Linked DNA regions of Homo sapiens: region 2 is linked to region 1. Evidence: read pairs that join two places in POLR2A ChIA-PET (ENCODE). Cell type or tissue: GM12878. All regions are shown on one strand. Each heading gives the region's core, and the rest is flanking DNA. Links, peaks and the distances in the headings are about the cores only.

Evidence for each region. Peaks named below come from ENCODE experiments on the same cell type or tissue, not always from the same donor. Only the 100,000 strongest peaks of a DNase experiment are listed, where the experiment ranks them.
Region 2: POLR2A ChIA-PET joins it to region 1 with 7 read pairs; 2 of 35 experiments call an interaction of 5 or more read pairs at or near these places.

What each region holds. Positions count from the first base shown.
Region 1 is chr3:73,033,749-73,044,690 of GRCh38, reverse strand. The region is part of intron 2 of PPP4R2 (protein phosphatase 4 regulatory subunit 2); the gene reads right to left. Among named protein-coding and RNA genes, the nearest start is that of EBLN2, 22 kb to the left of the region's middle. In GM12878, for the core only: no CTCF peak of the experiment used is centred there; no DNase peak of the experiment used is centred there; H3K27ac peaks cover 1,048 bases.
Region 2 is chr3:73,458,249-73,469,190 of GRCh38, reverse strand. All of the region lies in intron 3 of PDZRN3 (PDZ domain containing ring finger 3), which reads left to right. Among named protein-coding and RNA genes, the nearest start is that of PDZRN3-AS1, 160 kb to the left of the region's middle. In GM12878, for the core only: no CTCF peak of the experiment used is centred there; no DNase peak of the experiment used is centred there.

The DNA.
Region 1 (10,942 bases), core at 1,699-9,698:
CAAATCACAATACCACTTTACACCCATTAGGGTTGGCTATTATCTAAAAAACAAGTGAACAAGTATTGGCTGGCCAAGGATGTAGAGAAACTGAAACTTTCCTTTCTGAGACAGTGTCACTCCGTTGCCAGGGCTGGAGAGTGGTGGTGCAACCTCGGCTCACTGCAACCTCTGCCTCCTGGGTTCAAGCAATTCTCCTGCTTCAGCCTCCCAAGTAGCTAGGATTACAGGTGCCTACCACTACGTCCAGCTAACTTTTTGTATTTTTAGTAGAGACGGGGTTTCACCATGTTGGCCAGGCTGGTCTCGAACTCCTGACCTCGTGATCAGCCCACCTCAGCCTCCCAAAGTGCGTGAGCCACTGCCCCCAGCCAAGAAACCAAAACTCTTGTGCATTGCTGGTAGGAACAATGCAGTCACTGTGGAAAGCAGTTTGGTTGCTCCAAAAACAACAACAACAACAACAACAAAAATTATGAAACCACCCTATGATTCAGGAATCCCATTTCTCCATAGATCCCCAAAAGGTGAAAACAACCCAAATGTGCCAACAGCACATGAATGGATAAGCAAAATGTGAGAGATAAACACACACACACACACGAATATTATCCAGTCTTTAATCTGAAAGAAATTCTGACATGGATTAAGCTTGATGGCATTATGCAAAGTGAAATAAGCCAGACACAAAAAGAACGACTATTGTATGATTCCACTTATATGAGCTATCAAGAATAGTCAATTTAGAGTCGTCTGGAACTGTGGGGAGGAAGGTGAAGGGACTTATTCTTTAATGTGTACAATGTTTCAAGTTTGTGTAAATGAAAAGTTCTGCAGATGGATGATAGTGATGGTAACATACATCGTGAGTGTACTTACTGGCAATAAATTGTACACTTCAAATAGTTAAAATGGTAAGGTTTACATTAGGTATATTTCAATAGGTATTTCCCCACAAAGAAGATACACAAATGGCCAATAAGCATATGAAAAGATGCTCAGCATTATTATCTATTAGAGAAATGCAAATCAAAACCACCCATTTCACACCCACTAGGGTGGCTATAATCAAAAAGATGAATAATGAACGAGTGCTGGGTTGATGTGGGGAAACTGGTAATGTCATACATTACTGGTGGGAAAGTAAAATGGTGTAGTTGCTTTGGAAAGTACTTGGGCAGTTCCTCAGAAAGGTAAATGCAGATTTGTAATCCAACAATTCCATTCTATTAAATGAGTGAATTATGTATTTTAAAAGTATGCTATTACTTTTAAAAATGGTGAGGATAATTAAAAGCTATTTGCATGATTAGTTTTTTCCACCTTTCCCTATCCTATTTTAGAAAGGGGAATTTGAGGTTTAACAAGCAGAATTTTTAATTTTTAATTTCACAGAATTTTTGATATGCCTAATATTAATCCTTATTAATGTACAATTGCTTTTGGTTCCTAAAATTTATCTTTAAATTTTATGAGACTCTCCACATGCACTTCATACTTAAACATACCAGGGCAAGTTATACTGAAATAGGACGCTTATACTTTTCATTTCTTAAATTAATAATTTTTTGTGCTTTTAATAATCACCAATTCATAGCGTGAGTTCAGATTTCCATATGCACAGAGTCTTGTGGTGTGTTTTAATCTCATCTTTCCATTAACCATCTGACATGACATGTTTGCGGTCCAAAAAAAGCACATTAATGGGAACAGCCAGACAAGAGGTATGGGATCCCAGGTAATGGAAATTCTGAAGAGATTCAAAGACTCTATGGCACTAACTCATGAGACAGAAATTAAGCCCCATAAATTGACATGAATTATGAACACACTGTAGTCTTAACTTTCAAATAAATCAAGCAGTTACTCTAAATTAGATCAATACGATGCAATTCAAGTGATACTATTCCACATATATATATGGGGAGGGCATTCATAAAATGTGAAAGATACAGCTTTTTGATGGAGGACAACTATTTGATAAAAACAAAAACAGAAAATGCTTCCCTAAAAGTTATATAATTCAGGGGCCAGGCGCGGTGGCTCACGGATGTAATCCCAGCACTTTGGGAGGCCGAGGCGGGCTTATCACAAGGTCAAGAGACCAAGACCATCCTGGCCAACATGGTGAAATCCTGTCTCTACTAAAAATACAAAAATTAGCTGGGTGTGGTGGCACAAACCTGTATTCCCAGCTACTCGGGAGGCTGAGACAGGAGAATTGTTTGAACCCAGGAGGCGGAGGTTGCAGTGAGCCAAGATTGCAGCACCGCACTCCAGCCTGGGTGACACAGCGAGACTCCATCTCAAAAAAAAAAAAAAAAAAAAAGAAATTATATTCAGGCACAAAAAACAGGCCATGCGCAAATCAACTAAAAACTTGGCAACAAAAACAATTTCTTAGGAATGTACACTCACTGGATGAGTAGAAATGAGAACAAAAAAACCCTTGGCTTTCAATATGAAAATCAAATTATTCTAAAAAGATGCTCATAAGACATAAACACATTTTCAACTTCAGAACAAATTTCTCCACATAAAATCCCCTCCAATAAAATACATACTCAAAATTTAAATCTACTTTACTGAAATTAACTCAATAATGTACTGAAATTAATCACCATTAACTAAGTAGCTTCACCTCCCTTCACTTCCTTTTTCTTCTCCCCTTCCATTTTCCCATTTTTGCAGTTTCTCCTGTAGGAAAGTACAATTCATATCTCTAATAAATATATCCTGGTGCTAGATTTTACATTGACCTTTTTTCTCCATAGGAACTCACAAGTTCATATTCAAACATGTTTCTCTCACAATTCTCTAAAGGCTAAAGGTATTTTCCAGAGGCTTAAGGACAGAAAATCCATCTTTTCTTTTCCCAAGTGGTGCTACAACAATTTAGTGGCCAGCGGCCAACCACCTTAACGTACTGGTTCCTAACATTTCCAGTTCTACTAAGATTACTCTCTACTCAGCCTATCTGCATTGCACACAAAGTGTGAGGAACACTAAGAGCACAACAAAGCTCAGGAGAGTCCTACTACTATTAGCTACTCCAAAGGATAGCAAATACTGCACCATTTATAAACATCAAACGGGAATCTGAGAAGAATGAATAAATAAAATCTAATGGAGATGATCATTCATTAAAGGTGACAGGCTTAAAATACACTTAATGTTTAAAAGGCAGATATTTCAATCAGATGACTTAAAATGTCAAATAATTCAGTCTTAATTATATGACTGAGGCAAACAAAACAAGTATATTTAATCTGAATACTGAATTAAATAAGTGAAAGATCTGCAAAAGTAAGAAAACACTGAGTTGCTTACATAAAATTATGACATTTTTAAAAGGACTAATTTTAAAACACAAATTACTCTCTCTATAAATGGGGCACGAAACAAGAGATTCTTTTACATTATCATTCCACATCATATTACATCTTGTCGACTAACTGAACATTAAAATAGATCAGTGGAACAGAAGAGAGCGGAGAAGCACACCCACACATATATGAAAATCTGATATATGGTAAAGGACAGATTAGTCAGTAAACTGAAAAATATTGAGACTACTCCAAAATGTTAATAGGATTTAAAAACTAAATAATGTGTTTTTTCTGATTACATTAATAGTACAGCCATTATAAGAAATAATAAAGACATAGAAGTATGTATCCATAATCTGCAGTCAACCATCATCACTAAAGTAACATTTTAATATATTTTTCAAATTTGACATCCTAATATTCCTTTTTCCCTCCTCCTTACTCACTACGGGTATTTGCATGGGACAAACAGTCTTTGAGGGCAAGATTTTTAACTGCACCACGTATTTGTGCCATAATTTATTAATCACAGTTTAAAAAAATATTTAGGGCTGGGTGCGATGGCTCACGCCTGTAATGCAAGCACTTTCGGGGGCTGAGGCAGGCAGATCACCTGAGATCAGCAGTTCAAGACCAGCCCGGCCAACATGGTAAAATCCCACCTCTACTAAAAATACAAAAATTAGCCAGGCATGGTGGTGAGCGCCTATAATTCCAGCTACTGGAATTACAGACAGGCTGAGACAGAAGAATCGCTTGAACCCAGGAGGCAGAGGTTGCAGTGCGCCAAGGTTATGCCACTGCACTGCACTCCAGCCTGAGTGACAGAGCAAGACTGTCTCCAAAAAAAAAAAAAAAAAAATTAGGTCACATCTACTTCATTACAATTAAAAATAATTATGTAGTTATGTGATTAACAGCCTAATAATAAACCCTGTAGGCATCTATTTATCACCTGAGGATAGATTTCTGTAAGTGAAATTATTGAGTCCGAAGTATGAAGTACATACGTCAAGACTTTTGTTTCAACCTTCAGAAACTCCCCAGACACCATGTACCATACTTTGTAGTGTCATCAGTAATATAAAGCAACATGTTACATTTGAGTATGATAACCTTTCAAAAATTCTGTCAATATGCTAGTAGAGAAACAGTTTAATTTACATTTCCTTCATTGCTAGTGAAATGGAATATTTTTACCTGATTTTGACCACAAGACACTTGTTTTATGTGTTAACAGGTCCTTTGCAATCCCTCATCCCAGGGCTTCTTCAATTTTGGCACTACTGACATTTTCTTTTTTCTTTTGGAGACAGAGTTTCACTCTTGTCGCCCAGGCTGGAGTGCAATGGCGATCTCGGCTCACTACAACCTCCGCCTCCCTGGTTCAAGCAATTCTCCTGCCTCAGCCTCCTAAGTAGCTGGGATTACAGGCACCTGCCACCATGCCTGGCTAATTTTTGTATTTTTAGTAGAGACGGTGTTTCGCCATGTTGGCCAGGCTGGTCTCAAACTCCTGACACTTCAGGTGATTCGCCGCCTTGGCCTCCCAAAGTGCTGGGATTACAGACGTGAGCCACCAGGCCCGGCCACTGCTGACATTTTCAAGTTGGATAGAATTCTTTGTCACAGGAGGATGTCCTTTGTACTGGAGGATGTGGAGCTACATCCCTGGCCTCTACCCACTAGAAACCTGCAGCACACCACCCACTCCAGTTGTGACAACCATAAATGTCTCCCAACATTATCAAATGTTCCTTGGGAGTCAAAAATTGTCCCCAGTTAAGAACCATGGGCCCATTCCCCACCTCTCTAAAATTATCTGTCTTTTGCTTATTTTTGTGTTATGGAAAAGGTAAATTATGTGATACAATTATGAACAGAATTTTTGGATTCTCATTTTGTACTGACTGCTTCAAAGGTAAAAAGTATTGTTTTTGGCCAGGCATGGTGGCTCACACCTGTAATCCCTGCACTTTGGGAGGCCCAGGTGGATGGATCACTTGAGGTCAGGAGTTTGAGACCAGCCTAGCCAACATGGTGAAACCCCATTTCTACTAAAAATACAAAAATGAGCTGGCATGGTGGGGCATGCCTGTAATCCCAGCTACTCAGGAGGCTGAGGCAGGAGAATCACTTGAACCTGGGAGGCCGAGGTTGCAGTGAGCCAAGATGGCGCCACTGCACTCCAGCCTGGGCAACAAAAGCAAAACTCAGTCTCATAAAAAAAGTATTGTTTTTTATATAAATGAAATGACACTAAAATATTTCTCATGTTTCCTATTTTGAAATTATCCTTGAAGTGTTACATATTTTCTTGCTCATAAACTTCTATCTGAAGATGGCATAGTACCTGCTTTGAAACAATAAAGTTTTGACAAAAATTCTGAAGGGAAAGTATTTGCCACTGAAAGTGACAAATTTTTCAAATTAGAGTGCTAAATGGTTGTACACATAAAGGATCCAATCAGATGAAAAAGAAAGCTTCAGAAGGTAACACAAACTTTCAGACAATAGCTCAGTGTAAACCTGGGTTTCTTTCTTGGCAACTTACATATTCATGATAAGGATTCTAAAAATGCCTAAAGATTCAAATTACTACCTATTCATCCACCTCTCCCTACCAATTAAAACAAAAAGTCCAACCAACAGTATATTCCGGTTAGCCTGACTTGTGCTTAATTTTTAGCCTTTGAGCCCTTATAGAAAATGTCCCTGGCTGGGCGGATCACAAGGTCAGGATTTTGAAACCAACCTGGCCAGAATGGTGAAACCCTGTCTCTACTAAAAATACAAAAATTAGCCAGGCTTGGTGGCACGCACCTGTAGTCCCAGCTACTCAGGAGTCTGAGGCAGGAGAATTGCTTGAACCTGGGAGGTGGAGGTTGCTGTGAGCCAAGATCATGCCACTGCACTCCAGCCTGGGTGACACTGCACTCCACTGGGTGACAGAGTGAGACTCCATCTCCAAAAAAAAAGAAAAAACAAAAAGAAAAAAAAATGTCCCTAGAATCTATTACTATACCAACATAGACTCCTCCCTTCTATGTCAGTGCTGTACCAAAGATGACTCTTCTAACAGCACGGCTCACAATGACCACAGCCAACAAAGAGATGTTGAGTTTTTTAACTTGTACTAGCTTAATGGCTGAAGTGGATCTACCTTCCTCCCTGAAACTAGAGTGTCACTTTTCTCACCACTTTTGCTCCTGCTTTTTACCACCCCCTCTACAATCTAGTTGATAACCAATTCCAATCTGCCATCAAAAGGGACTGATCTATCCCTTCACCCCCACATGTGTCAGACAGGACCGGGTTGGTAGGACCTGGGCCCTTTTTTTCATTCTACCAACTCAGCCCTAACATGAAGGTCAACAGCAGTTAGCAAGTCCTGAAGAAATATGTAACAATCCTTGACTAACAAAATTACTTTGTTACTGCCAGCAGGTGTGCTTAAAACAATAAAACAAAATTCATTTGGAAAACCAGACTTACAGATATTAAATAGAAAATAAAACATCATAAACACTTAATTGCCGAGATTTCAGTGATGGTACAAGAGAACCTAAAGATCACAGTGTAGGTTTAGGGCTCAACAAGGAAGGGCCTCAGGACAAAGTTGGAACTTTAAGCTGAACCTTACAGAAAAAGGAATTGGAAATATATTGACTAAAGTAAAGCCAAGAAGCAGGTGTTTAATATAAACAATAAATGAGTTTCTCAAACTCAGCACTATGGACATCTTGAGCCAAAGGGTTTTAGCTTGTGATGTGCTGCTGTCTGTGTGCACTGTAGGATATTTGCATCCCTGACCTCTATCTAGCAGCAATCCTCACTCCAAGTGGTAAAAAAAAGTCTCTAGTCATTGCCAAATGAACCATGGGAGGGAAGTGGTTCCTGGTGGAGAACACTGCAATACACAATCCCTTTTGTTAACATCTTAACTGGTTACCTTAAAATAATAAGGCTGGGGAAATCAGAACTGCCAAGATCAAAGTCACAAAATTTGAGGAATAAGATTTGTAGCACATGTATATACATCTTTTTAAAGAAAGAGGGAAAGAGAAATCTAAATAATCTAAACCTAATATACAGATGATTCATTTAAAAAAATATACTCATTAGCATTAAAATCTCATGAATCACTTTCAGTTGTACAGGACAATGTGCTATGAAGATCTAATCTAGAATTTTTTTCTTGGGTGTAGTCGTCTGTGTATTAAGTGGAGGGGGAAAAAAAATCCCCCTTCTATCCAACCCAAAGACCAATCCATGTGATATACAGCAAAGAAGACAATAATCATTTCATTTTTAAATTTAGGGAGACTGAAAGACATATGTAAATGATTAAAGCTTAAAATATCTGTTACTGAAATATAAAAATGAGTTAGCACTGCCACAAGTGGTGAGAGATTACTGTATATTTTAATACAAAGGTTTTATCCTGAAGAATCTTGAGTTTGACAGTAAAACAAAAGTATCTTAACAATGTCTGCTATGTTAGCTAATATTTTGGTATTCGTTTATTTTGTGTAATTTTATATACAGATTACTTTCACTGCTACTTTAAAGTATATCCCAGAGTTATGTGCTACTTTAAAAATGCCAATCACGTAAGTAATAATTATCTGGAATGCATCTGGAATGTATCTCATACTTTCAAAAAAAGAAGAAAAAAATCATTAAAAGCAAAGTACCTATCACAAGAACAATTTGTACTTTGGTTTAAGGACTGAATACATGGAAAATGAACATGTCAACGCTACTAAATGAATTAACGCTTCCTGGGAATCTCCATTTACATATGACAAAACTAAAAAGATAAACTGGAAATTTGTACTGATACATAATTATACATATTTATGGGATACATGTGATACTTTTCATACATGTTTGCAACGTGTATTGGTCAAATCGATATTTGGGCTATCCATTTCAAACATTTATCATTTGTGCTGGGAACATTTCAAATCTTCTCTAGCTATTTTGAAATATACAATAAATTGTTAACTATAGTCATCCTACTGTGCTATCAAATACTAAAACTTATTCCTTTTATCTGACTGTACTTTTGTACCCAGTAACCAATTTCTATTCATTCCTGGCCCCCCACCCTTCTCAGCCTCTGATAACCCTCATTCTACTCTCTACCTCCGTTAAGATCAACTTTTTTAGCTCCAACATAATGCATGAGAACATGTGATATTTGTCTTTCTGTGCCTGGCTTATTTCACTTAACATAATGACCTCCAGTTCCATCCACATTGGTGCAAAGGATGGGACTTCATTCATTCTTTTTATATCTGAATTGGACTGTATTTCACTGTGTGTGTGCGTATATATACACCATTTTCTTTATCCATGCATCCATTTGTAGATACTTAGATTGATTCTCTATCTTGGCTACTGTAAATAATGCTGCAATAAATATTAAAGTGCAGGTATTGGCCGGGCGCAGTGGCTCATGCCTGTAATCCCAGCACTTTGGGAGGCAGAGGTGGGCGGATCAGGAGTTCAAGACCAGCCTGGCCAACATGGTGAAAGCCCGTCTCTACTAAAAATATAAAAATTAGCCAGGCGTTGTGGTGTGTGCCTGTAGTCCCAGCTACTTGGGGAGGCCGAAGCAGGAGAATCACTTGAACTCAGGAGGCAGAGGTTGCAGTGAGCCGAGATTGTGCCACTGCACTCCAGCCTGGGCAACAGAGCGAAACTCCATCTCAAAAATGGAAAAAAAAAGAAAGTGCAGGTATCTCTTTGACACACTGATTTCTTTTCTTTTGGACATTTATCCAGCAGTGGGGATTGCTAGGTCAGATGGTAGACCTATTTTTAGGTTTCTGAGGAATCTCTACACTGTTTCCCATAGTGGCTGTACCAATCTACATTTCCACTAGCAGTGTACTAGTGTTTCCCTTTTTCTGCACCCTTGCCAGAATCTGCCATTTCTTTTTCTTTCCTTTTTTAGACAGGGTCTCACTCTGTCACCCAGGCTGGAGTGCAGTGATGCAATCTCACCTCACTGCAACCTCTGCCTCCTCGGCTCAAGTGATGCTCCCACCTCAGCTTCCCGAGTAGCTGGGACTACAGGTGTGTGCCACCATGCCTGGCTTGTCTTTTTGATAATGGTCATTTAACTGGGGTGTATAACATCTCATCGTGGTTGCGATTTACATTTTCCTGATGATTACTAATGTTGAACATATTTTCACATACCTGTATGTCTTCTGAAAATGTTCAGATAATTAGCCCATTTTAATTGGATAATTTGGTGTTTTTGCTTTTGAGTTGAATTCCTTACATATTCTAGTTATTAATCCCTTGTCAGAAAGATAGTTGGCAAATATTTTCTCCCATTTCATTTTCTTCACTCTACTGACTCTTCCCTTGTGCGGAAGCTTTTTAGCTTGATGTAATCCCATTCATCTGTTTTTGCTTTCGTTCCCTGTGCTTTTGAGGTCTCACCTACCTTTGCCCAGACCAATGATCTGAACTGTTGGAAATGTTTTTTTTTTTTTAAGAACAAAACTAGGGCCAGGCAGAGTAGCCAATGCCTGTAACCCCAACACTTTGGAAGGCTGAGGCAGGAAGACTGCTTGAGCCCAGGAGTTTGAGTCCAGCCTGGGCAACATAGCGAGATCCCATCTCTACAAAAAATTTAAAAATTATCCAGGCATGGTGGCATGTACCTATAATCCTAGCTACCTGGGAGGCTGAGGTAGGAGGATTGCTTGAACCCAGAAGTTCAAGGCTGCAGTGAGCTATGACTGTGCCACTGCACTGCAGCCTGGGCAAAAGAGGAACAGTCTCTAAAAAACAAAACAAAACTATAGCTTGCTGCAGTCTCATCCCTCCAAAAGAAGTTATTCAAAAAGCACTACTCATAGTTATCAAATGGAGCTAGGATTCTTGAAGACTAAGAAATTGGAGGAAAATATGTGTCCACTAACTGGTAGGAATCTCCATAGCCTGAGTAATAATAGTCAGCAAGTGTTCTGCGTTACCTGGAAAATTCTACACACACAAAAACTATAGATTTGGAGGGAAGAGGAGGAGTTAAAATAAAACAAAACTACTAACTCAATGATGGCACCATTTAACACTCTTTTTTAAAGGTGCATTGTTTAAAGACATTTATAAAAAGGAGGGAAGTAATCAGAAAACTGTAATAGTAGTACAAGAGGTTCAAAGTCTAAATGACCAGTTTAAAAAGAAAAAAATACACACACCCACACACAGAAAAGTGGAGAAGAAACCAATGATTATTTTAAATCAAAAACATTTTCTAAAATGAAAAATAACAAGCACTGGTGAGGATATGGAGAAACTGGGACCAATGGGCACTGCTGATGGGAACGTAAAATGGCGCGGCCATTGTGGAATACAGTTCCTCGAAAAGTTAAACACAGAACTACCGTATGATCCAGCAATTCTACTTCTAGGTGTATACCCAAAAGAAGTAAAAGTACAGACTTAGACACTCGCACACCAACATTCACGGCAGTGTTATTCACAATGGCTAAAAGGTGAAAACAACCCTGAACCCTGAAAGCATTACGTGAAGTAAAATAAGCCAGACACGAAATATTTTATAATGTCACTTAAGTGAGGTACCT
Region 2 (10,942 bases), core at 1,441-9,440, 420 kb before region 1:
TGAGTCAGAGAATTGCTTGAACCCGGGAGGCGGAGGTTGCAGTGAGCCGAGATTGTGCCACTGCACTCTAGCCTGGGTGACAGAGTGAGACTTCATCTCAAAAAAAAAAAAAAGATGAATCTTTTTTTCTTGAAAGAAATAAAATAGATATTTGGTAGCATCAGAATGCCTAGTAATAATAAGTATAATCATAATAATAATAGGAGCCAATATTACTTGAACACCTATTAGGTGTCAGGCGTAAACCAAAAGTTGTCATGCTTCTTCTTTGATTCTCATAGTAGCTCCTTTGAGGGAGGTACTAATGATCCCATTTCTCAAATGCAGAAGCTGAGGCTCTGAGGTTAGGTGATAAGCCCAAGTTTATTCAGCTGGTAAGTGGCAGAGCCAGGGTTAAATCCAGGATCGCTGGCTCCAGATCTCCCGCTTAACCTCTGGTGCACTTTTGCATCAGTCAACACAATGAGAGGGTTTGGGTGGGGGTGCTTTTAAAAATTAAAGAACACTGCCTCAGTTGGGGTTATTTAAAGCTTGTTAAATACCTATTTCAATCTGTCACCATGGTAATGATGCCTTTTGTGTATAAGAGATCTTGGAAAACATGGTTTGACTTTTACAGCCCAGGAGATAGGGCTTCTGTTCAAACATTAAGCATTCTCATGCCATCTTCATGGTTTTTCCATAGACATGTACCTCGTCACTATAATTTCCAAATGTGCTTTAATTGACTCAAAGAAAAAAAAAAAGAGTAAGCGACTGTATTTGGGGCATGGAGAGGGGGGAAAAGGTGCTTAAAACAACACAAATTTGTAAGCCCTGGAAGCCAGAATCAAAATGTGTAACCAAACTATAATCAAGGTGTGAACATGGCTGCATTCTTTTCTGGAGGCTCTAAGGGAAAATCTGTTTCCTTGACTTTTCCAGCTTCTAGAGGCTGCCCACATTTCTTGGCTCATGGTCGCTTCCCATTTCCAAAGCCAACAGTGTGCCATCTCTCTGATGATGCTTCCATAGCACAGCTTCCTCTGATCCTCCTCTCTGCCTCCCTCTTCAGCTTTTTTTTTAATTATTATTATTATGGTACAATATACATAACATAAAATTTGCCATCTTAACCATATTTAGGTGTGCAGTGCAATGGTGTTAAATATATTTGCATTGTTGTGTGACCAATCTCCAGGATTTTCTCATCTTGCAAATAATGAAACTCTTTATCCAATAAATGACAGCTCCTAATTCCCTCCTTCCTCTAACCCTGGCAGCCTCCATTCGACTTCCTGTCTATGAATTTGACTACCCCAGGCACCTCATATAAGTGGAATTATATAGTACTTGTCCTTTTGTAACTGGCTTATTTCACTTAGCATGAGTAACTATATTTTCCATGAAAACATTCTCTGACTTCTAGAAATGGAAAATCAGTAATGCTTGTCATAAATAGAGGGAATAGCCATAAAAATGAACAGAATGAAAGCAGCCCATTATTAGATGCTAGCTGAGTTCTACTGTGTGACACTCTGAGGTTCTTATCTCCCACTGAGATTAGCAAATATTAGCAAGGCGCAAAAGATGTAGCAGCACCGAACTGAGACTCTTTCATAATCTGGAAGATGGTAAGACATTTGATAAAGCCAAACCCTCTTGCTATGGGACTCAGTGTTAACTCAAGGCCTGCCTTTCCTTCCACTACTTCAAAACAGTTCAGGTGTTACTGGGAATCGCTGTGTAGAACATCTAGGCAGGAAAGAAGAAATGAACAGGAACACTGAGTGAGCAACTAATCTAATTGGAGAAACAAATATTTGTCCTTTTGTATTTGAGCGTGTGTGTCATTGAGTATACTGAAACAAAAAAATTGGCTTTGCCATCCTGCTGCTTCCTTCACCTGGGTAGATTCCAGTTGATTGTCAATTATATGTCACCAGGTGGTATCAAAAGGCAGTTTAATTCCCCATGAAAATTAGGACTTAACCTGACTCTGTGGCTTTACTGCGAGTACATGGTGCTTGGAAGCTGCTCATTAATCCCATTCTGTAATGCCCTTGAGATCACCAACCTGAAAGTGAATCTCCATTTCCTGCACCATCTCTGCAGCTGGGGTCAGATGGAACATCAGATAGGGTCTGATGACAGTCCCTAGATTATGACTGTAGACAATAAACTGGGGGTATCTTAGCAGCAGATCCAGGATAAATTCCTGGGGACCCATTTTTGCCCCTTTTTAGAATCTACCCAAACGTCCTACAGAGGAAAAATGAAATGATGCATCACTTAATATGTTCAAGTGGAAAGAGAACACAAATCCTTGCTCTGCTTTTTCTGGAAAATTTGCATACATTCTGCCTAGTGTTTTATGTTCCAGAATAATCTTTCTTTCATTCTTTTGTTAGTTAAAACAGAAACCAGAGACCTCATTGGGGGTGTATGGTTTTAAGCAAGATTTATATTATAATAAAGAAGCCCTTTTTGGATCCACATCAAAACAATTTGACCCTTTCTACAAATTCATTCTAGAGTTTCTGCGTGTTAAGGGAGAGGGTGAGGATAAACCCAGAATTGTTGCTAGTTCCTGCATGTCTTTTATTTCCTCTTAATTGCTGCGTGGACCAGCCCCATCCTAAACTGAATAGACTCACTAAGGATTCTCTCCTGGGCCAGAATCCTCACTCCAAATGAGCTAGCCATAATCACCTGTCGTTATTGAAGCACCAATTCAGGTGAGGTTTTTACCATCATTTCATCACCAACTCTTGGAGACACAGCCACCGTGAGTGTCTTGCTTTTGTTGTTATTAATAGGTTTTTTGTTAAGACCACAGATTTGCAGGCCCCATAAAAGAACTCCAAGGGCCCCCCCTTTTTTTTTTTTCTATCACTCTTTGTAGTCCTATCCTGTGATAACTGCATTTGTTTGGGGAGATAAGGAACTTTCGTTGGTCATTTTAGATAGGATACCATATGTCAAATTTGTAAAATCTTGTTAACACTGTGTTTTCTTCACTAGAGAGTTACCCTCTAGTAGGGGAAAATGGAACTGCCAATTACAGCAGGCTCCTGCTGTGAATAAACTGGTGTTATATTCCCAGACATCAGGCTCTGCAAGGAGAGAGCCCCCAGTTGCCTTTTCCTTTCTAGCCTGATAGACAAAGCTTTAGAGTAAAGCGTAATTAGCTTGACTGACAATCAGGAAAATACAATCTTCAGTATCTGTTTTTATTTTAAGGTCTACTTGTTTTGGAGACATATTCCAAAGTCATTCAGCAATTCATTCCTCAATGCAAAATTCAGTCAATTGAAAGGCCAGAATTTGCTTAAAACATTCAATGTGTTTTTCAAAAGAGAGATAAATGAATCCACCTAGTGACCAACAAAACTTATGGTATATCAGACTATAACTATTAAAGGAGAAACTATAAATCCCCGTGGCAGTAGAGATAATAAATTTTTTTAGGCTGACCCCTTTGGGGGGAATTTGGATCTTACACTGCGTTCTTAATTTTATTGAGGCAAAGATATTGCAGAAAGAAAATCGTTTCTCTGGCACTAAACACAAATAATGTACAACAATAATCGTGACTTCCTGGTAGCCGTTTTCTCATCCGCGGGCTAGCTTCATCATTGTATAATGGTGAGATCTTGTTCATCAACTTCTGTCCCTTAAGAGGTTTTCCTTGCAAAATTGGAAAGGGATATTTTGTATTTTGTTTTGTTTGTTCATTTTGGGTTTTGTTTTCCAAATCTTCTCTAATTCTGCAGGCTGGAAACAGGTAGCTCAGTGAATGTTCAGATCACATCCTCTGGCACCATCTATATAAGGCAATTTGTTATAGAAAGAAGTTAATTGATTTAAGGTAAAGGAAGGGAAATATACAGAAAAGGAGGAGAGATGGAGATTCAAAATGCAAAAACTAAAACACATAGAAGAAGGGGTATACTTCATCATCCATTGGCTGTTTAGTACCTGCTGTGTACCAGGCACCAGGCTGGGCTCCGGAGATAAAGTGATGGATTTTATACCGACTCTGCCTGTGAGTGCTTTCATTTAGCATGGGAAAGAGATGGTGCATACCCTATTCCAACATAATTAAGACTCATTTTATTACAGATAAGCAACCTAGAGACAACTTAGCAACAGAAACTTGTGATCACAGGTATTCAGAAATTTAGCAGAGCAGATGGTTGGGAAGACGTTGGTCAAAGGTTACAAATTTTCACTTAAATAAGAGGAATAAGTTCAAGAGATCTATTGTACAACATGATGACTACATAACAATATATTGTATTCTTGAAAAGTGGTAAGAGAGTAGGTTTTAAGTATTCTCACCACAAAAATGACCACTATGATAGGTAATGCATATATTAATTAGCTTGCTTTAGCCATCCCACGATGTATATGTACTTCAAAACATCATGTCATACATGATAAATGCATACAATCTTATCTGTCAATAAAAAATTTAGAGCAGAATCTAGGTTCCAGATTTTTTTAAAAAGAGACACCTTTTTTTCTTTTGAAATATAGGAAAATTTAAGGATGCCCTTTATCTTTGTTTTAATAATGATTCAACGTTGTACTGGGGATTCTAGCCAATATAATAAGAAAAATAAACAAGATACAGAAACTGGAAGGGAAGAGACAGAATAGTTATCATTTATAGATGATATAATTACCAACATAGAAAATCTTAGCAGAGTTTAGAGCTTATGTGAGAGTTCAACAATGACAATTAGAGCTCATATGAGAGTTCAACAATGTTATTTGATATAAGGTCAGCTTACATAAATCAGCTGTGCACTTTCTATACCAATAATAACCAACTAGAATATGACAAAAAAAGATATTACTCACAATAGTGAGTAACAAAACCCATGAAGTATCTAGGAATTACCCAATAAAGAATACACAGGGCCAGGCACCATGGCTCACGCCTATAATCCCAGCACTTTGGGAGGCCGAGGTGGGCGGATCATGAGGTCAGGAGTTCAAAACCAGCCTGGCCAACATGGTGAAACCCCATCTCTACGAAAAATACAAAAAAATAGCTGGGTGTGGTGATGTGCGTCTGTGATCCCAGCTACTATGGAGGCTGAGGCAGGAGAATCCCGTCAACCCAGGAGGCAGAGGTTGCAGTGAGCCGAGATCGCCCTGTTTCACTCCAGCCCGGGAGACGGTGTAAGACTCTGTCTCAAAATAAATAAATAAATAAAAAATAAAAAAGAATACATAGCACTTTTTTTTAAAACTTTTAAGTTCAGGGGTAACGTGCAGGATGTGCAGGTTTGTTACATAGGTAAACATGTGTCATGGGGGTTGTACAGATTATTTCATCACCCAGGTATTAAGTCTACTATCCATTAGTTATTTTTCCATGGTGTATATGTACCACATTTTCTTTATCCAGTCTATCACTGATAGGCATTTAGGTTGATTCCATGTCTTTGCTATTGTGAATAGTGCTGCAGTGAACATACATGTGAATGTGTCTTTATAATAGAATTATTTATATTTCTTTGAGCATATATCCAATAATGGGGTTGCTGGGTATTTCTGTCTCTAGGTATTTGAGGAATCACCACACTGTCTTCCACAATGGTTGCACTAATTTACACTCCCCACACAGTGTAAAAGTGTTCCTTTTTCTCCACAATCTTGCCAGCATCTGTTATTTTGTGACTTTTTAATAATAGCCATTCTGACTGGGAGACACCCTTTTCTAAGTTACAGATCCCTTCATAGGAAATGTATACATATGGAGTTTTCAAATAATGGAGAATGTCTGTAATAAGTAGTAGCATGTGACTGAAAAAATGGCTTCTGGTGCTACTAGTGTCTCCAGTCATCTCAGGGACAACACCTTTTCAGAGTAAGTAACCAGGCACCTTTCAAATACTGTGTCATAGGAATTAGCTTCTTCCACCTAAGAGACCAAGCTCTCTGTTTCATGCTTTGGGTAATCCTTTCCTGCTGGAGTCTGACCAAGTAAGGATGGGCCTTGGTTGAAGTCACAATGCAGCGAGCCCTGGGAAAGCAGGAATTTGGCCATGGCTCGCCCAACAAGATGACCACCTCTTTTTGACACTAGTCTTCCCTTCTCACATGTATGCCGTCCTTACTTGCAATGGTAACACTTTGTCCTAGCATCTCTCTTTCCTATTCCTTTCTATCAGAGGTGGTCTTAATAGTAAGCAGTCACAAAACAAAATGACTGAAGGTGATTGCATATTTAGCTGGTCAAGAGCACAGGGTTTGGAAGCAAGACAGACCTGGCTGTGAATCCTGATTCTGGGCATAATACTTAGTCCCATTAAGCCTCCTTTCTCATTTGTAAAAGTGTGGGCCAATAAGACTTAAGGCAAAAGGTAGTTGCAAATGTTAAATGTGCTAATGTGTGCAAAGAGCTTAGGGTGGTCCCTGTATCTGGTGGTGGCCACTTAAACGATGGCTGTTGTTAAGTGACAGAATGAGGATAACCCCCTTCCACCACATGCAGAGAGGTATTGAGAATACAAGTGGAAAGCTCAGTTTTCTCTTGACATGCCATCACACCCAAACTAAAGTGTTTCAGGCTTACCTCTTGCTGCTTTCTGCAATATGATGAAAAATTCTAGACCCAAATGGAATCAAGTTCTTTTTTTTTTTTTTTTTTTTGAGACGGAGTCTCACCTGTTGCCCAAGCTGGAGTGCAGTGGCGCAATCTCACTCACGGCAAGCTCTGCCTCCCAGGTTCACACCATTCTCCTGCTTCGGGCTCCCAAGTAGCTGGGACTACAGGGGCCCACCACCACGCCTGGCTAATTTTTTTTGTATTTTTAGTACAGACAGGGTTTCACCGTGTTAGCCAGGATGGTCTCGATCTCCTGACCTCGTGATCTGCCCGCCTCGGCCTCAAGTTCCTTTTTTAAAGGTTCACAAACTATGTGACCTTTTAATGACAAAAGTATGACTTTATACCTCTAGAGAAAATTACCATTCAGATTGTTCTGAGCTGATTACCCTTGCCTTTCAACTGCAAACTTTCCCAATCAAAAGTGTGAGCATAAAGAACAGCATCATTGCAAACATGTAATCTATCTGACATCTTGCTTTTCATATAATTGAAAGAACACATATGTCAGTTTATACTCAAGCAAAAATGATATATGGTATCAATGTGAAACATGAGAGATGATCTAATTTTTTCTCTCATTAATGAATATTGAGCAAATAGAGCATTTCAGGATCAAGGAATATATGAGATTCTGTGTATTTATTTTCTTCATTACTCTAGCTACAGTGTCACCCGAGAGTATCTGGGAGATGACAACCAGGCAATTAAAGGCAACTCTGTCCAAGCGCTGGCCCTGCCGTAGTGAATCATGACCCTTTCTCTGGCCTCCCCATGGCTGAACCCCTGTCCTTGGGGAACCTAGGCTGTGAATGACTTGGCAGTTACCACAACACATACTTTTTTTATGTACACATGACATGTCTGTGATATGATGCATCTGCTGTCCGCAAAACCATCTAAATGGCTTAACTTCTCCAGATTTCATTTTAAAAGAAAAAGTCACTAATCTACATGAAAAGTTTTGTGTTTCATGTCCAGATTATCTTAGGAACTTCAACTGTTGTTGTAGGGTGAGGATGGGGAGATGGTGTCTCTCAATAGATGAATGAAGCCAACTGCCCATTTTTAACAAAACACATTTGTGGTGACCATTACCTAATACATTCATGAGATGGGTTCCACTAACACAGATCTCTCCGGTGTTTGTTTATTTAATTAAATGGGAGACATGTCCAAATGATTCCTTTTGAGATTTCTTTGGTCTCCAAACTCATGCTGCACATTCCATGTTTACATAGCTTCCTGAATTATCTGCAAAATTGACTAAGAATGCTGCAAAATGCTAAAAATAAAAACATATACATGTAGAATAAGCCTGGCTAATGGTTCTTTTCAGGCATATTTCTTTTCACTGAAATAAATGATAGGGTTTAGATTTTCAACCACTTCCTAACATGATAAAATGAGACACAGTGCTGGTCTCTACTGATTCATTCGTTCTGAGATCAACTTCCACTACAATGAATAATAGCAAATGTAAAATAAATCTTGGCCAGGTACGGTGGCTCATGCCTGTAATCCCAGCACTTTGGGAGGCCAAGGTGGCTTGATCACCTGAGGTCAGGAGTTTGAGACCAGCCTGGCCAACATGATGAAGCCCTATCTCTACTAAAAATACAAAAATTAGCCCAGCATGGTGGTATGCACCTGTAGTCCCAGCTACTCAGGAGGCTGAGGCAGGAGAATTGCTTGAACCTGGGAGGCAGAGGTTGCAGTGAGCCGAGATTGTGCCACTGCACTACAGCCTGGGCAACAGAACGAGACTCCCATCTCAAAAAAAAATAAAAAATAAAAAACAAATCTCTGTGTTTCTGCCTCATCATAGAAAAGGCTGTGTTAAATTCATTTACTAGATGAAAATAAGTATTATTAATTTGTTTCTTTGTTCTTTGATCAACTTCTTATTTAAGAACTCTTACTAAGAGCACCTTCATGCTATATTCAATGCTATAACTTTGCATTAAGAAAATGTGGTTATCATAAAGAAAATGGTGAGGCCACATTTGTCAGATACCTGACATACTCCCTGTGGAGAATTTTTAAATTTCTTACTTTGTAAGAAGCCTGTCGTTTCCAGTGGATGGTCAAGATGAATCAGGATTTGAGGCTTAAGATTGTTGGTAGTGTTTACTTTGATTTAATGACTCCAACAGATGAGGGGCCACTGGGCTTGCTGATTGGGTCTGTACTGACTTTTAGCCATCATGATGGAGAGTAAAGCTCATGTCCATGAAAGACACAAATCATAATGCAGGGAGGAAGGATCAATGGAGAGAATGTTAGCATAGGTAGTGATTTGCCCTGTCATCGCACTCTCACCTATTGATATATTTTTTCAGTGACAGGATTCTTTCGCTCAGACTTTTTTCTTTTGCTATTATAATAGTTCTCAAAATCAACAAACTTTTAGTTGCTTAGAACAACCACCACAGAAAAGAATGTGAATGTTTATTACCACTGAACTGTACACTTGAAAATGGTAAAGATGATACATTATATATGTATATTTTACCTCAAATCATTTTAAAAGCCCCCATAATGTATATATGAGAATTCTAACAATAACAGATTCTGTCATCTTCCACAAACATTGTCATCTACATTTTTCACTTGGAAGGGGAAGTGCAGTGAGCTCTAGTGAAAAGGCATGCATGGACTTCCACAGGCAGACATCTGGATGTGACTCCTGCCTGCCACGTATTAGCTGGGTGACCTGGGCAAGTTCTTTACTGTTCTGAGTCTCAGGCTCCCCATCTGTTAGGCAGATATAAAAGAAGAGTGCTTCTATTCACAATAGCAAAGACATGGAATCAACCAAAATGCCCATCAATGACAGATTCGATAAAGAAAATGTGGTACATATACACCATGAAATACTATGCAGCCGTAAAAAGAAGAAGACCATGTCTTTTGCAGGAGCATGGATCGAGTTGGGGGGCATTATCCTTAGCAAACTAATGCAGGAACAAAAAAACCAAATACCACACATTCTCACTTGTAAGTGCGAACTAAGTGATGAGAACTCATGGACACAAAGAAGGGAACAACAGATACTGGAGCCTACTTGAGGGTGAAGGGTAGAAGGAAGGAGAAGAGCAGAAAAAAAATAACTATTGGGTACTGGGCTTAGTACCTGAGTGATGAAATAATGTGCACACCCCCATGACATGAGTTTACCTATAAAACAAACCTGCACATGTACCCTTGAACTTAAAATAAAAGTTAAAGATGAAAGAAAATAAAATTAAAAAGTACTTAATTCATGATATGGTTTGGCTGTGTCCCCACCCAAATCTCATCTTGAATTATAATCCCCATGTGTTATGGGAGGGACCTGGTGGGAGCTGACTGAATTATTATGGGGGTGGTTTCCCCAGTACTGTTCTTATGATAGTGAGTTCTCAGGAGATCTGATGGTTTTATAAGCAACTGGCATTTTCCCTTGCTGGCACTCATTCTCTCTTCTGCCGCCCTGTGAAGAGGTGCCTTCCGCCGTGATTGTCAGTTTACTGAGGCCTCCCCAGCAATGCCGAACTGTGAGTCAATTAAACCTCTTTTCTTTTTTCTTTTTTTTCTTTTTTTTTTTTTGTTTGAGATGGAGTTTTGCTCTGTTGCCCGGGCTGGAGTGCAGTGGTGCAATCTTGGCTCACTGCAACCTCCACCTCCCGGGTTGAATCGATTCTCCTGTCTCAGCCTCCCAAGTAGCTGGGGCTACAGGCGTGTGCCACTACGCCTGGTTAATTTTGTTATATTTTTAGTAGAGATGGGGTTTCACCATATTGGCCATGCTGGTCTCGAATTCCTGACCTCGTGATCTACCTGTCTCAGCCTCCCAAAGTGCTGGGATTACAGGTGTGAGCCACCGCACCCAGCCCAAACCTCTTTCCTTTATAAATTACCCAGTCTCAGGTATTTCTTCATAGAGGTGTGAGAACGGACTAATACAACTCAAAATGTATGAGATGCTCAAAATGCAAGCTTTGAGATCTAAGAGATCATGCAGGTCAGTTTCCTAGCATTGTATCTAGTATGTAATAAGTGTTCAATAAATGCTAGTTTGCCATGAAAACTTCAAATAAGCATAAACGTTGGAGAAAAATTACTTTAAATGGGAAAAAAACCTATTTAAAAACATCTCATTGAGGCATAGGATCTGTGCACAGGGAGTTTACCTGACCCTGTAAGATAAAGTCCCTTGGCTTTCTTCAGCAGCAGAAGAAACCAGTACTTAGAGGTGGCCAGTCTCTGAAAGAGAGGTATTGGCATCAGACTTGGGAGTGGTCAGTTAACAGCTGTTACGGGCATCTGCTGGGCACCGAGCAGAATCCACTCATG